Regions from separate parts of the Homo sapiens genome. Here regions 1 and 2 are each linked to region 3. The links are chromatin loops, found by intact Hi-C in ENCODE. Cell type or tissue: PC-9. All regions are shown on one strand.

Region 1 (5,000 bases), 350 kb before region 3:
TAAGTCATACAGAAGATTTTTACAACTTCCTGTGTGTTCCTGTTTCATTCTGTAACCCGGTCGGTTTGTCTTGTTTTGCTCAAGATTATAAGATCCATCTGATCATCCATATAGCTCTAGTTTATTCATTTTAACTATTAAATAGCATTCCGTTGTATGAGTAGGGCACAAGTCATATATACATTCTTCTGTTGATAGACATTTGAGTTGAGATTATAAAGAAGACTGCAGTGAGCATTCTTGAACTGCATTTATCTTTCTAGGGTATAGCTCATTTCAGCCACTCTAGTAAAAACGTGCAGAATAATGATGTTGAATTAACATTAGCCCAAATGTCTGCTCTATGGTTTGGGTTACTTACTGCAACTGCTAAACCAATAATCACTGTGAAAAATGTCCTTACATTTTTTCCTCTTTACGTTTTGACAGCTGTGTCTTACCAAGCAGATAAAATCCCATAGAACAGAGGTCAGCAAATTTTTCTTAAACGGCAAGAGGCCAATATTTTAGGCATTGCCTTCTAGGATGCAGAGTTGAGGCTTACATAAACCATTTAAAATGTAACTTTTTTTTTTTTTTTTTTAGAGATAGGGGGTCTCGCTCTTGTCACCCAGGCTGGTCTGGAACTCCTCGCCTCAAGTAATTATCCTGCCTCAGCCTCCCAAAATGCTGGGGTTACAGGCACGAGCCCCTGCTCCCCACCTAAATGTAACCTTTTGAGAATGTAAAAATATACTTACTTGGACTGTAAAACAAAAATAAAAAGCAAAAGTTAGTCAACTGAATGGATTTGGCCCCTGGGCTATAGTTAGATTTCCCACTCCTGCTATAGAATAATTCATTACATAAATGAATTCCTTTCTTTAAATAGGCAATCTTTCAATCATGACAAAAGTGTAATTTGGCTCAACAGAAGAATCAAAATGAATATGATGTTACACTGAGGGAAAAATTCCTAGGAAGATGTCCCATACCTTAACTAATTAATACAATGACTTTGAGAGAAACCATTTAATCCTATTTTTGAATATCTATAATGAATTTTAGAAATGCATAAACTCCTACCAACTAAGAATTCATTAGTTGGTAGAACTAATTAATGTAATTCTTTTCTCAGCTAAGAAAACAAATGAGATTCGATGAAAAGTTGTTTATTATTTTCTTATTTAATGAATCACCTCCCCGCTCCTAGTTCATTGATTTAAATACAAGCACACAAGTACAAATGATTATGTTTTTCCTGGAACCTGACCCACTTGTTTTATGTCTTTATTGAACTTGAACCAAAACTTGGAAAAGTCATTTCAAGATAGTTTCTTAAATGAGCTGAATTAGCCCGGTTTAAAATGTTGACAAGAATGGGGCCGAGCTAAAAAACTTTGGTGGCCAACCTGTAACTTGCAAAGGAGCCGTCTCTCTCCAAGCCCATTCAATAAGCAGAGGCCTTCCCCAAAAACGGCGGGGTGGGCAAAGCAGTTAGAGGTGGCTCTCTTCTGACCTTTGTGTCTTTGCCAGCATTATCCTAAAGAATCTCTCTCTCTCTCACACACACACACACACACACACACATTGTTCTCTCCCTCACACATACACATTCTCACACACATTTCCCCCTTACGTGTCTTACGTAACGGTGCATGTGCTATGCATGTTGATTCCGTACACATATCTACTTCCTTAAATGCATGCAGTACTCGTGCTTCAAGCATACACATGGCTCTTTTTCACACATATCCATACTCTCACCCACAAACACGCTTTGTCGCACAAACAGTTCTCTGCTGGATACATATGGTCTGTTTGCACCTGTATTTCTGTTTTGTGCAGACCCAACACTTCTCATACCTTTTTCTTTCTACCATCCACACATTTTCACACCCCTCCACCTAGCTTGCTTAAATTGTCCCAAAATGTGGATGGGAAGGTGCATTCGTTTGCTAGGGCTGCTATAACAAAGTGCTCCAGACGGAGGGGCTTAAGCAATAGAAATCTATTGTCTCCCATTTGGAGGCTAGAAGCCCGGCATTGAGATGTGAGTAGGTTGGTTCCTTCTCATGGCTGTGAGGGAGGATCTGTCCCAGACTTCTCTTCTTGGCTTGTAAATGGCTTTCTCCCTGAGTCTCTCCACATTGCCTTCCTTCTATGCAAATTTTTTTTTTTTTTAGACTGAGTCTTCACTCTGTCAGCGAGGCTGGAGTACAGTGGCATGATCTCAGCTCACTGCAACCTCCGCCTCCCAGGTTCAAGTGATTCTCCTGCCTCAGCCTCCTGAGTAGCTGGAATTACAGGCATGCAGCACCATGCCCAGCTAATTTTTGTGTTTTCAGTAGAGACGGGCTTTCACCATGCTGGCCAGGCTGGTCTCAAACTCCTCACTTCAGGTGATCCATCCGCCTTAGCCTCCCAAAGTGCTGGGATTACAGGCATGAACCACCATGGCTGGCCCCTCTATGCAAATCTGTGTCCAAATTTCCTCTTGTTATAAAGACACACCAGTCATTTGGGACAGGACTTGCCCTAATTACTTCACTTTAGTTTGATTACCTCTGAAAAGATCCTCTCTCCAAATAAGGTCACATCCTGAGGTACCAGTTAGAACTGCAACATATGAATTTTGGAAGGGTCCTGGCACAAATAGGACACAATTTGACCCATAGCAGTAAGGTTCGGGTTTGGCTTGTTTCTGAGTGAGGTTTAGACCAGAAATACTAAACTCCATCTTGATCAGTAGTAAATCTGAAGCCTAGATGTGGCATTTCCTCATTAGAAACCTTGAACTCAAATCCAACTGCACCCCTCTCCCCACCAAGGGAGGGGGTAAGGGAGGGGATAAGATCCTCACCTGGATCTTATCAGGAATACTGGTCACCCAAAATTCAAGGGCTCCATTCAATGGACTCCCTAAGGTGAAAGTGCGCCACCTGGTGGAGAGCACTTTGACTTCACTACACATTTGCAAATGATTGACCAGCTGGTAGCAGCACTACCAAAAGCATCTTGGTTGACATTAAATATTAGATAAAACAGAGGAAGGAATCAGGGGGGCAAAATGAATTTGATGCAACCAATATAGTTCATGGGGTAGTGCCTGAGACGTGAACATTTAATAATCAAGAAGACATTATCTAACAAACTAGATAGTATTTGCATAGAATTCAAGAATAGAAGGTAGTAATTCACCTCTGATGGAACTTTCTTTAAAAATCTGGGTGCAGTGTGGGTGCACACTAGACCTGGGCTCCCAATAACCAAAGAAGATGAAATTATATAAACGTTTGAATGGGAAGAAACTCTGTTGTTCCAATAACATACATAGAAATACACCTTTCTGTCAGGTGTGTAGCAACATTTAAGGACCACCTTCTTGATCTCTAATGGCAGTTACAGAACAAATTACATAGGACAAGAAAACACAAAGGGTAGAAAACAATATCACAGTGGATGTCTGTACCCATCACACTTAACCTCGTCATCCGATTTCTCTTTTTCTCCAAAGAACACCTCTTGGGATTTCATTCTTTAAGGCACGTGATAGTGTGTAATATACACGAGGTACATTATATACATGTTTTGTTGTGTGTTTGTTGTTTTCTGAGACAGAGTCTCACTCTGTCACCCAGGCTGGAGTGCAGTGGTGGCATCATGGCTCACTGTGGCCTTGGTCCCCTGGGCTCAATTGATCCTGCCACCTCAGCCTCCCAAGTATCTAGCAGTACAGGCGTGCACCACCACATCCAGCTAATTTTTGTATTTTTTGTAGATATGGGGTTTTGCCTTGTTGCCCAGTCTGGTCTCAAACTCCTGGCTCAAGCGATTGGCCCGCTTCAGCCTCCCAAAGTAATCCCAAGTAGCTGGGATTACAGGCATGAGCCACCACACCCAGCCTATATACATATATAATATACTTGAATGATTGTAATGTGTCCCAAAATTCATATATACATTTCAGTACCACGTCAGACTTTAAGCTAAAATGATTGAAAACCTTTAATAGCACCAGCAAAGAAAACTACTGTTCTGGCAGTTAGCAGCCTTTGATATAGAGCTTCTTTCTATCCAAAAGAATGTGGATTCTTTTGTTGGAGAAATGTGTTAATACAAATGAACAATGCTGTTTCTTAAAAGCTGAGTGAAAATTTATTTGCTTTATCATAGTTCCATACCTTTATCTCTTGCTAGAAAGAGTTAAGGTAAATTGGTAGGATAATCTATGGAGGACAATTTGGCAATTGCCAATGATCAAAATCACCAATGCATGTATCTCTGACCTGGTAGTTCATTTCTAGCCATTTATCTTTTAGAAATACTCAACCTTAAATGAAGTAACATCTGCACAAGATTATTCTATATTCAGTGTTATTTATAGTAGCAAAATATCGGAAATAACCTAAGTGTCCAGTCTTGGGGTACAGCATGGTTAATTTATGGTGTATACACACAATTCAATACTGTGAAGACATAAAAAAGAGTAAGAAAGGGCCGAGTGTGGTGGCTTATGCCTGTAATCCCAGCACTTTGGGAGGCCAAGGAAGGCGGATCACCTGAGGTCAAGAGTTCGAGACCAGCCTGGCCAACATGGTGAAACCCTGCCTCTACTAAAAATACGAAACAGCAGAGTGTGGTGGTGGGTGCCTGTAATCCCATCTACTCAGGAGGCTGAGGCAGGAGAATCACTTGAACCCAGGAGGCGGAGGTTGCAGTGAGCCAAGATTACACCACTGCACTCCAGCCTGGGCAACAAAAATAAAACTCCTTCTCCAGAAAAAAAAAAAAAGAGTAAGAAAGGTATTTATTGCACTGACAGAGAGCAATCTGCAAGGTATTTTGTTAGGTTGAAAGAAGGAAAAAAATACATTACTAGTGCACTAAAAGGGGGAAGGATAACGTAGATGAACATTTTTGCATAAATATTCTGCAAGAATATCTGAGAAACCAACACAATGATAGTCTCCAAAGAGAGGACATTACTGCCGAGAGACAAGAGTGAAAGGGAGATTTTT
Region 2 (5,000 bases), 560 kb before region 3:
GTAAAATATAGTAAGGAAGCATCCAGCAGGCACAGCAAGTCAAAGAGATTAAGAAAGAAGTAAAACAGCAGCTAGGAGGCATGGAGGATACAGTGAGGTTCAAATTTGTGTCTAATCGTGCCAGAAAGGAGAATTAAGGAGATCACAAAGAAGAAGTTGTTGAAAAGATGTTTGAGAATCTTCCAAAATTGATGAACGAGTGATGAGTAAAAAAGCAGACTCTGAACACTAAGAAGAGTAAATAAAAATAAATCTACACCTACACATTACAGTGAAACACAGAGCACACATGGCAAAGGATAATATTTAAATGTCTCATGGAAGACTAATGCTTTTTTAAATATTGAGGGAAAGCAACTGTTGACCTATAATTTTATAATGAGCTAAACCACCATTCAAGAAAAGAAAGTGCAAAAAAAAATACATTTTCAGATAAACAAAAACTAAAGGAATTTGTCTTCCATAGACAGTCCCTAGAAGAACCATGAAATCATGAACTGAGACAAAAGGTTTGGGATGCAAAAAGTGTAGATAAAGATACAAGAGGTTGGACATATTATAATTAACATTTTTCTTTTTTTTACTGAAAACAATAACTGAAATTTTTAGGTTTTCTTTAAAACAAAAACTAAAACTCTGGACAAGACTAATAAAATAAGGGTGTACCCAATGGTTTTCAAAGTGAGCTGAGGCCTAGGCCCTGTTTGGCAGGAGTATAGAAGTAATAAATAAATTCAAACTGTGTTAGACAATATTTGTTATACAGGTATGTTTTCTTTTCTTTTCTTTTTGAGACAGAGTCTCACCCTGTCACCCAGACTGGAGTGCAATGGCACGATCTTGGCTCACTGCAACCTCCACCTCCCGGGTTCAAGAGATTCTCCCTCCTCAGCCTCCCAAGTAGCTGGGAATACAGGCACCCGCCACAACACTCAGCTATTTTTTTGTATTTTTAGTAGAGATGGGGTTTCGCCATGTTGGCCAGGCTGATCTTGAACTCCTGACCTCAGACAATCTGCCTGCCTCGGCCCAAAGTGCTGGGATTACAGGCATGAGCCCCCATGCCCAGCCTATAGGTATGTTTTCAAAAGCTAAGGAGAACCACTAAAAGAATATAATTTTGTTCTGTGATTATGGAATTAACTGAGCAAAAACAGAAAAGAGGATAGAAAAATTATATTTTAAAATTATAAATTCAACAGAAGTCAAGAAAAGAAAGCAAGTCAGTCAGATTTTTAAAAGTCACAAAATCAGTATGTTGGATAACAAAATCAAAATCTGAAAGGACCTCGTCAGGTCTAAAACCAACAAGATGATATTGAAGACAAATATACTAAGCCTCAAAAGTCCATTGTAGAACTTCCAGATGGCAAAGCCTTAGCCATCAGCAATTCATGCGAAAAAATCAGAATACTTTGAAACGACCAGGGCAGTTCATTAATCTCTCAAAGCTCCTCCATGTGTAAACTGAGGCTAAGAATCACCTGTGTGTTTCTTACAAGGATCGGTAGGACAAAATATGGAAAATGTCTCATAGGGCCCTGGCATGGAGAGAGAGCACTCGGTAAACAAAAACAATAATCAACCTGGACATTGTTCATTTTCGAAGCACTTCGAATTATCCATAAATTTGGAATAAGTCGTGTTTGCAAAATACCATTATACAAGTCGGCTGCTCAAATTCAGTGTTCAGCATAGAAGACTTGCTGTTCCTTTTCTTTGTATCTGGTGACCTCTCACCCAGTGGGCATTTCTAATTGGGTAGAAACTAGAACTTGATCCCGTCTTGCTTCACCATTAACTGCGAAGTGCCTATCAAATGGCTATTAATAACTCAATTTCTGCCTGGGTCAAATCAGGTGAAGAAACCGACTAGCCAAGTCCCTTTCTCCTTTATTTTGAACTGTTTTGAAACTCAAATCACCTTATCCTTAGATAAAGAGAATTCACTCAAGAATTTCAACAAAACTCTCTTATTATCGGCTGAAAATGTTGTATGTATTAACTCATTTTCCATTTGTCAACACTCCCCTGTGGCGAGGGGCCCTGATTCGCGCCGGTGCGTCCTGTCCCGGGTCTCAGCGTGACAGCGCCCTCTAGAGGGTATTTCTGGGCCAGGACACCGGGACCCGAGCGACCGCAAGATGTTTCTGCGAAGGGCTGCACTTTTACGGGGTAAATGAGGAACAGGCGGGGCCTGAAAAATACAGCAGGGCGTGGAAACTGGATCCTCCCAGCCACTGCCATGCAGAGAGTCTCAGTCCTGAAGTCTGAAGACTGTTACTCCGTGCTGCTCTGAAAAGAATTCTAGCCTGCAACTCCAGAGTGGTAGCTCTGGGAGGTTACTTCCTCTAGGAGTTTCAAAGGATGTTGCAAGGAGCCCTGGGGTGACTGTGGGGAGAGGGAGGGTGGAGCTGGCAAGGAGGTGGCAGGGTTGATGTAGGAAAAAGAAAGGAAGCTTGAGAAGGGAGGGCTCCAAGCTCTCCGTCCTTTTATCTCCAGCAGTTGCTCCATTCTTATTCCATTTATAGACAGGGACCTGCAGATATTTTCAGCTATAACAAGAATTCCGCGTCGGAGAGTGAAGCATTGAGAACTATGGAGAGGCTCAACTCCCTGGGCCACCACTGACACTCAGAGTCCCTCCAGGCAGAATTAACAAAGAGGACCTCTGGGTGGACAAATTTCAACAAGGTGCCCTTTCCCCTTCAATGTCCCAGCCAGCTTCAGTCCCAGAGCCCGGAGGGCGTGATGAGTCAAGCACAGGTTGGGTTTCAGCCCCCGGTGTCCTCTCGGCCAGCACACCATGCAGACCATAAACTGCAGAGACTTAGCTGCGGCCCTGCCATGGCCTCATTTAATAAAAGTGCATGTCACAAGCCACCCACCTGATAAGGCTGGTCTCCAATGCTGCCTCCCCCGTGAGTGTTGGTGAGCTTGGCTACTTTTGAGGGCACCCCTGTGCTTGCAGCATCCACACAGGGTCTCACGCAGTCTATGGACAGCCCTATGGGGAAGGTGTCATTGCTACAAATGTATTGCAGGCCTGGTCAAAACCACTTGGTCAGGGATAGAGCCAGATTCTCTGAACTGTTCAGATTCTCTGTATTTCTCTCCTACTAAATGCAATTCTCCCCTCTACAGAGTCTCATTCTCTTCATCCTAGTAATAACAAACTCTTCCCAAGTTCAGAGACAAAGCCCCCTGTCCCTGCCTTGCTGTCCATGCTATAGGAGATATCACATCCGCCTGCCCCTCCCTGAGCCCAGCCGCAGAGCAACTTACAAGAGTCTCACAGTCGTATTTATTTCAAACTTTCAGTATTATTTTCTTATATACTTTATCAAGGCCTAGAAGGATCTCAAGAAGCATGATGAAAAACAAAACTGGGTAATAGAATTGTTTAAAAACAGATCAGGATCAGGACCAGGCCCAGTGGCTCACGCACTTTGGGATGATCACTTGAAGACGGTAGTTCAAGACCAGCCTGGACAACAGAGCAAGATCCCATTTCTACAAAAAAATTAAAACTTAGCTGGGCATGATGGTGTGTACCTGTTGTCCCAGCTACTTAAGAGGCTGAGGTGGGAGGACCACTTGAGCCCAGGAATTCGAGGCTGCAGTGAGCTGTGATCACGCTGCACTCCAGCCTCAGCAACGCACCAAGACCTCATCTCAAAAAAAAAAAAAAAAAAAAAAAAAGGATCAAAAGCTATGACATGGAGCAGGATTCAGAATGCTGGGAGGGAGTGGAGAGAATGATTCCTGAAATCTAGACCACAGATAATCCTGCCTTTGAGCACCAAACAAAACTCTGCCCCCAGCAGCTGGGGCAGAAGAGGAAAGGTGAGTGCCTGGGCTCTACTTACCCACAAAAGGACCCATATCGATTAATCACTAATGGACACACATTCCAACTGCAAACACTGTGAGGGGCGTATTCATGGGTCCTCACATAGGAGTGATGAGAGCAGAAGGTGAGCGTCAGACCCCCTCGGAACACAGCCACAGGCATCTCGTTGCTCGCTCGCATGAGAAGGAGAGTGCTCTTTCCCGCGGGTGTGTGCTCTGCCCGTGGTGCCCAGGCCATGGCTACCCACCCTGTTCCTGTCCCTTTAAACGAGGACAACCCATCCACAAAAGTCACCACACAACCTCTGTCCAGGGCCAATACACACAGGCCTCAGGTGTGCCAGACCCTCCAGCACCGTCCTTCCCCACCAGCCTCCATCTTTCCCGGAGTCCGTCCAACCCAGCGTTCTAGCCCTCCTCTCCTGTTTCACCCTGGGGGCTAACTACAGAGCACCTCTTGATTGCTCTTGGGCCCACCCACTTTCTGGTTCCCCCTTCTCCAGGCACATCCCACCCACGCTGGGCAGGGCTTTCTCAAAGGGACAGCCCAGGGGCTGTGGGTGATCACATGATAAGTGCCAAAAGCGGGGTCGGGGATCCTCAGCACATTGATGAAGCCCAGAACAGGCCAAAGCTCACCAAAGACCTAGGCACGCTCACCTGGTCATTTCATTCCTGCATCTGTTTCTTCAGCAAGTTCCAGGCGCTTGCTGTGTGCCAGTGGCCCATCCCAACATAACCACAATGGAAAGTAGGGGCCAAATTCTAAAAGCGAGCTGCTGTGTGGTTGAGAATGTAGGTATCCCACCAGCTGGGGGGTTTCCAGGCGGCTGGAGAAGGCTGCACTTACACAAGGCCTGGAAGGGTCACTGGACATTGGTGGTGGCAATCTGTCTCCCAGGATGTCCAAGTGCTCTATCAATTGAATGCAACCCCAAAAGAAGAAATGGGGTTGGATAAGCAGAGGCACGGGGAGAATGTGAAGGGCTGAGAAAAGAGAAACAGAGGGAAATCTCTGGAACGAGAAACAAGACCAAGTGTATTCCAAATCTAAATGCAAAGGGAAGTTCAAAATGGTACCTGAGTTTACACACATTCCTCGATGGGAAATCAGGAAGTGACTGTTAGTCTTAGCTCTGCCATAGGCA
Region 3 (5,000 bases):
TAGCACTACACATAATAGTCAAATGTGGAAGCAACCTAAAAGTCCATTGACAAATGAATAAAGAAACTGCACACATATATACATTCACCCTTAAAATGGGAGGAAATTCTGCGATATGCAACAAGATGGATGAACCTGGAGGACAGGATACTAACAAAACAGACATGGAAAGTCAAATATTGCACAATTCCACTTCTATGAGGCACTGAAAATAGACTCCTGGAAGCAAAGACTAGAATGGTGGGTGCCAGAGGCTGGGAGGAGGGGGAATGGGGCGTTGCTAATCAACGGGTATGAAGTTTCAGTGGTGCAAGATGAATGCATCCTAGAATCTATCAGGCTGCTCACTTAAAAATGTAATCGAGATCATGCCATGTTCCCGCTTAAAATCCTGGATGGTGTCTCCTTTGGAAAAAATGCATCCAGACTTTTATAAGGGCTGGGGTGGCCCCCGCTGCTCCCCCTCATCCTGTGGCCTTCCTCACTCCCTGTGCCTCAGCTACACGAATTCTTTGTTTTGTTTTTTAGATACATCAAACTCTTGGCTCCTTCTCCTATTTCATGTCTCAGCTTAAATGTCTCCTCCTCAGAGAGGCCTTCAGCCGGCTCTGCCCCCGACCCTGAACTGTTTCCTTCTTACCGCTGGTCACACTTCATACAGATTTGTACTTGTTTGCTTCTCTGCTTGCTTTTTGGCTGCCCTGTCCTGAGTATGAAGGCTCGGTGGAGCCATGGCCAGGTCTGTCTAGTCCCTTGTTGCAGTCTGGTCTCGTTTCAGAGCGGCTCATGGGTATTTTTGGTTGAATGAATGCATGAAGGAGCATCCTTTCCCCGAGTCAGGTCAGACAGCCAGCTCCTCTAACCCAGACTAGGCCAGCAGGCTCCAGCTCAAGGGATTACCGGCCGCGTCGCAGTCGGAATGAACGAGGTGGGGCTGCTCTGACCCAGCGGCATCTGGTCTTGGCTTCCATCTTCCTCGCTTCTTAGGCTCAGGCTCGGGTCTGGCTCTGGGCTGGGCTGGTGACCCACCTTCCCCCGGGCATGCCATGCCCTCTGTCCCTCAGCCAGATCATTTGCCCTCCCATCTCCCTTTCTCCAAAACCTTCCCCAACTTGCAGTCAGGCTGCGGAGTCAGGGTGGAAAAGGGAGGGCAGGTACTCACCAGCGCTGCTGGCCCCGCCGCTCGGCCTCCAGGAGCTCCCGCCACAGCTGGTCCTGCTGCACGCCATCGCAGGCAGCTCCCTGAGCCACCCGCTGCGCCTTCAGAGCCTGGGGGGCCTGGCAGCCACCAGCAAGACCCCTGCTGGCCATAGGGCCACCCCGGGCAGCTGGGGAGACCGAGGCTGGTGGCCTGGTGGGGGGCAATCGGTACCCAGCTGATGTGGTTCTCTGGAGCCCAGGGGTGGGGTGGCTCCCCATGGTGCAAGTGTGTGTGTGTGTGTGCGCTTGTGTCAGAGAGAGAGAGAGAGAGACCTGTGCCTGAGCTCAGCTCAAACCTCCTCCTGGAACACTCTGTCCCTCCTAACCCCGGGAGAGCCTGGGCAGGGTCCTCCTCACTGTCCCTTTAGGCCTCGAGCTCAGAGTGGCCGATGGGGACAGGGCTCTCCGGGCTGGGGAGAGCATTTGAGCCCAGTTTCGTTTTGAACTCCCGCCTGTGCTGTGTTGACTGTTGTCCTGGGAACGGACAGCTCCTAGGAAAGGGGCGGGCCCCGTGTGTGTGTGTGTGTGTGTGTGTGTGTGTGTGTGTGTGTGTGTGATCTGAGCCCTAGGGCTGGGGGGCAGAGAGTTCCTGACTAGATGCCACGCCCAGTTCAGCAGCCCCCTACCCCAAGGCCGGAGTCCTCCGCACAGGGTGGGGGAGGGGGAGGGAGCAAAGCTGGGGCTCCTGGGGGCCACCCCCACCATTATTGCACTTGCTTCCGGCAGCCCGTCAGGCCGTGGGGCGATGTTAGTCCTGTGCTGCCCCCTCGTGGATGCTGCGAGGCTCGCAAGAAATGGTGGCCCTGAGGGCGCTTTGGGAATTGTGGATCAGGCATCAGTGTGAAGCTTCCTGCTTGTTTGGGAACGATGGCGGAAGTCATGAGCTTATGTTGGGCGAGGAAAATGAGTGCAATGCACTAGGAACATCCACTCTGTCTGCAAACCCAGAGCGTTCACACAGCACTCTGCTTTATCTGAGACCTCCCAGCCATGCCTTTCCAACGCCATTCTACAGATGAGGAAACTGAGGCCCTTACCGGCAAGATTAAGTGACCGCCCACGGTCACACAGTCAGTCACCAGCTGAAAGGAACAGTGAGAATCTGAGGGCTTATGGTCCGAGCCCTCAGCCCTGTTTCTGCTCTAACTGGGTACAACCAGGCTCCCTCCGTGGCAGCCTCTCCTGGTCTGGCTCAGCTGAGCTCCATGGACGCCCGCTGCTCTCATCACTTCTGCCTCCTGCACTCTCTGCTTCCGGTTCTCTGAGTTTTGTGCTGTTCCGGTAGGTGCTGGCAGATTCACAGTTCCTTCCACGCAGCTTCTCTGTGGGTCCATTCAGCTGGCGCGCTGCTTCCTATCTTTGTAAGGGAAGAGCTAAGTGCAGACAAAGCCCTGACGAATAGAGGCCTGCGCAGAGTGCCCGGGGTGCAGGGCAGCAGGGCAGCCAGTGAACCACTGAGCTCGCACTGTAGCCAGTCCTGTGTGCCCCTGCTGGATTCTGCTTCTATGAGGGAGGCAGCAAGGAGTTGGGACTTCACAGGTGAAAGGACTTGCCAGGTAGAAAAACTGGGGTGACCACAAAAGCTTGGATGCAAGAGAGAGCCTGGTATTTTGGGAGATGTGGGGGAGGAGACAAGGACGGGGGTGGCAGGGCACATGGGGGCAGGCCCCGGGGTATTTTCCACGGTATCCTGCACCCAGTGGGGAGATACCGATGGGCTGTGAGCCCCAAGGGAGCTGCAGGGAACAGAACCATCAGGACAGGGGCAAAAAACAGGTGAGGTCACCATTGCCATGGCGTGGTGTGGGTGAGCAGTGGCAACGAAGCCCCTACTGGGCTCGGGCGGAGGGCTGGCGTGGAGAAGACAGGGCTGAGAGCCAGGCCAGAAAGAGCTGCCAGCTTCGTCTTCCCACACTTGCATGAGGACGGAGCTGAGGGATGGGACCTTTTGGAAAAACATTAGTCTAAAATCAGAGCTGCAGGCCTGGGACTCTGTCTCTCCTCTGTTCCTCCCCTTGGAGCTGGGATGACACAGGGTGGCATCTAGTGACTTAAATTTTCCTGGTAAAGATGAGCACAGCAGGAGTGCGGCGGGGTGGGCCTCTGTGAGCTAGGACCCTGGGTCAGGCTTTTCTGAGTGCTGTTTTCGTGGAGGTGTCTGTGCTCCCTGCACTGCGACGACAGGTTCCTGCCATGCCCAAGGAGCAGCGGTTCTGGCTTCCCTGAACCCCCAGAAGGCATCCCGTGAGTGTCTTTAGAGAGGACGGTGTGTCCTGGGGGGTCCTTGCTGTGTGTCCTGGGAGGCTTTGTCAGGCTGACCGCAGGCTGTGGCCCTGAGCAGCTGGGAACAGCCATGCAGTTTGCTCAGATACCTCCAGCCCTGGCCACAGGCTCCAGACACAGGGACCAGGGCAAAAAAGGCCAGCAAGGGCATCTGTGACAAACCATCACAACTGATTGAGTTCCTGATGTATGTAGAGGCTGAATAGTTCAACGGATTTTTTTTTTTTTTTTTTTGAGACGGAGTCTCACTCTGTTGCTGGGGCTGGAGTGCAGTGGTATGATCTTGGCTCACTGCAACCTCTGCCTCCCAGGTTCAAGCGATTCTCCTGCCTCAGCTTCCCGAGTAGCTGGGAATACAGGTGTGCACCGCCACACCCAGCTAATTTCTTTTGTATTTTTAGTAGAGACAGGGTTTCACCATGTTGGCCAGGCTGATCTCGAACTCCTGACCTCAGTTGATCCACCTGCCTTAGCTTCCTAAAGCGCTGGGATCACAGGTGTGAGCCACCGCGCCCGGCTGGAGGTTGGTTTTTAAAAATTAAAATGTAATTTAAAAACCATTTCAGACCGAGAGTTGATAGAGGGCTGGACTGATGTGTGACAAAGCAAATACAATACAACGTAACTGCAGAATCTAGGTGGTGGGCGTATGGGTGGGCATATGTTGGGTGTCTGCCCTACCATTCTTTCAACTTTTCTGTATGTCCGAAAAATTTCAAAATAAAATGTTGAGGGGGAAAAAAAAACTCACCTGCCAGTCCAGGTCAGTCACTGCCAGTCTCTTTTTACATGTCCTTCTGCCTGGAAAAACATCCAAATTCACTCTGGGTGAGCCTCACTGCGCCCCAGCCTGGGAGGACCAACCCCGCCCTGCCCCTCCCGCCAGCTCTGAGGCTGGCCTCACCTGGGGATCAGGACACCGGGTTCCAGTCCCTGCTCTGCCAGTGACTTGCTCTGTGCCCTTGAGCGAGGGCTCAGGGCACACCCACATTTTGTGGTCTAACTTTATCTGAGACTTTCCAGGGGAGCACAAGAATCCCTGCGTTTGGGAGGTTGCTGGAGTTGTCTTTTATTGGGTTTTCCTCACCCCAAAAGGCGTAGCAAGTTTAGGGCCTTCAGCTGGGCGAGGCAGAACGTTCCAGCCCAGGCAGCCACAGGGTGGCCCCACCAGCCCGGGAGCAAGCACACCTGCGATGCACAGAGCGAGGCGAGGCTCCGCCCTGCGAGCCAGCCCCGCCCACTTCCTGTAGGCCCCCGCCCCTTCCCGGGTCGGCGGACGAGGGAGGGTCGCGAGCTCCGCCCCGTTCCGCCGGCGCAGGGCTCAGGGGCCCCGGAGCTTGGGAGCGCGAGGGAAGGAGCTGAAGGGGCGGGTCCGTGGGAGGCGAAGGCAGGGGAAATGTGTGTCTGCATTTTTTAATTTGCAGGGGATATTTTCCGTCCCCTTTGTCCCGTAAGCCTCTGCTTTTTGGATGAAAACGTTGGCTTTACCACCCTCTCTCTCCTTCCCGCACGCGCAC

What was found. A loop is a pair of places that touch in the nucleus more often than their neighbours do. Peaks named below come from ENCODE experiments on the same cell type or tissue, not always from the same donor. Only the 100,000 strongest peaks of a DNase experiment are listed, where the experiment ranks them.
Region 1: a loop joins it to region 3, with 8 times the contacts of the local background. A loop is called at or near these places in 14 of 110 quality-filtered maps.
Region 2: it touches region 3 in a loop (6-fold over the local background); 10 of 110 quality-filtered maps call a loop at or near these places.

The regions. Positions count from the first base shown.
Region 1 is chr2:11,476,032-11,481,031 of GRCh38, reverse strand. No RefSeq gene overlaps it. Among named protein-coding and RNA genes, the nearest start is that of E2F6, 12 kb to the right of the region's middle. In PC-9, CTCF peaks have their summits at 2,701 and 2,905 (motif pointing left); a DNase peak (open chromatin) is centred at 2,921.
Region 2 is chr2:11,685,696-11,690,695 of GRCh38, reverse strand. It overlaps a transcript of LPIN1 not described here. Among named protein-coding and RNA genes, the nearest start is that of NTSR2, 18 kb to the right of the region's middle. RefSeq lists an enhancer at 2,286-2,785. In PC-9, CTCF peaks have their summits at 1,887 and 2,090 (motif pointing left); DNase peaks (open chromatin) are centred at 2,315 and 2,745; H3K4me3 peaks cover 1,785 bases; H3K27ac peaks cover 3,659 bases.
Region 3 is chr2:11,129,754-11,134,753 of GRCh38, reverse strand. It overlaps CIMIP5 (ciliary microtubule inner protein 5), which reads right to left and starts at 1,626. Exons shown (of 3, transcript NM_001371321.1): 1 at 1,163-1,626. The coding sequence starts at 1,419. It overlaps FLJ33534 (Putative uncharacterized protein FLJ33534), which reads left to right and starts at 2,578. Exons shown (of 9, transcript NR_040080.1): 1 at 2,578-2,739. RefSeq lists enhancers at 3,971-4,471, 4,472-4,972 and a silencer at 4,613-4,922. In PC-9, CTCF peaks have their summits at 1,778, 1,981 (motif pointing left), 4,398 and 4,598 (motif pointing right); DNase peaks (open chromatin) are centred at 1,713 and 1,963; H3K4me3 peaks cover 1,741 bases.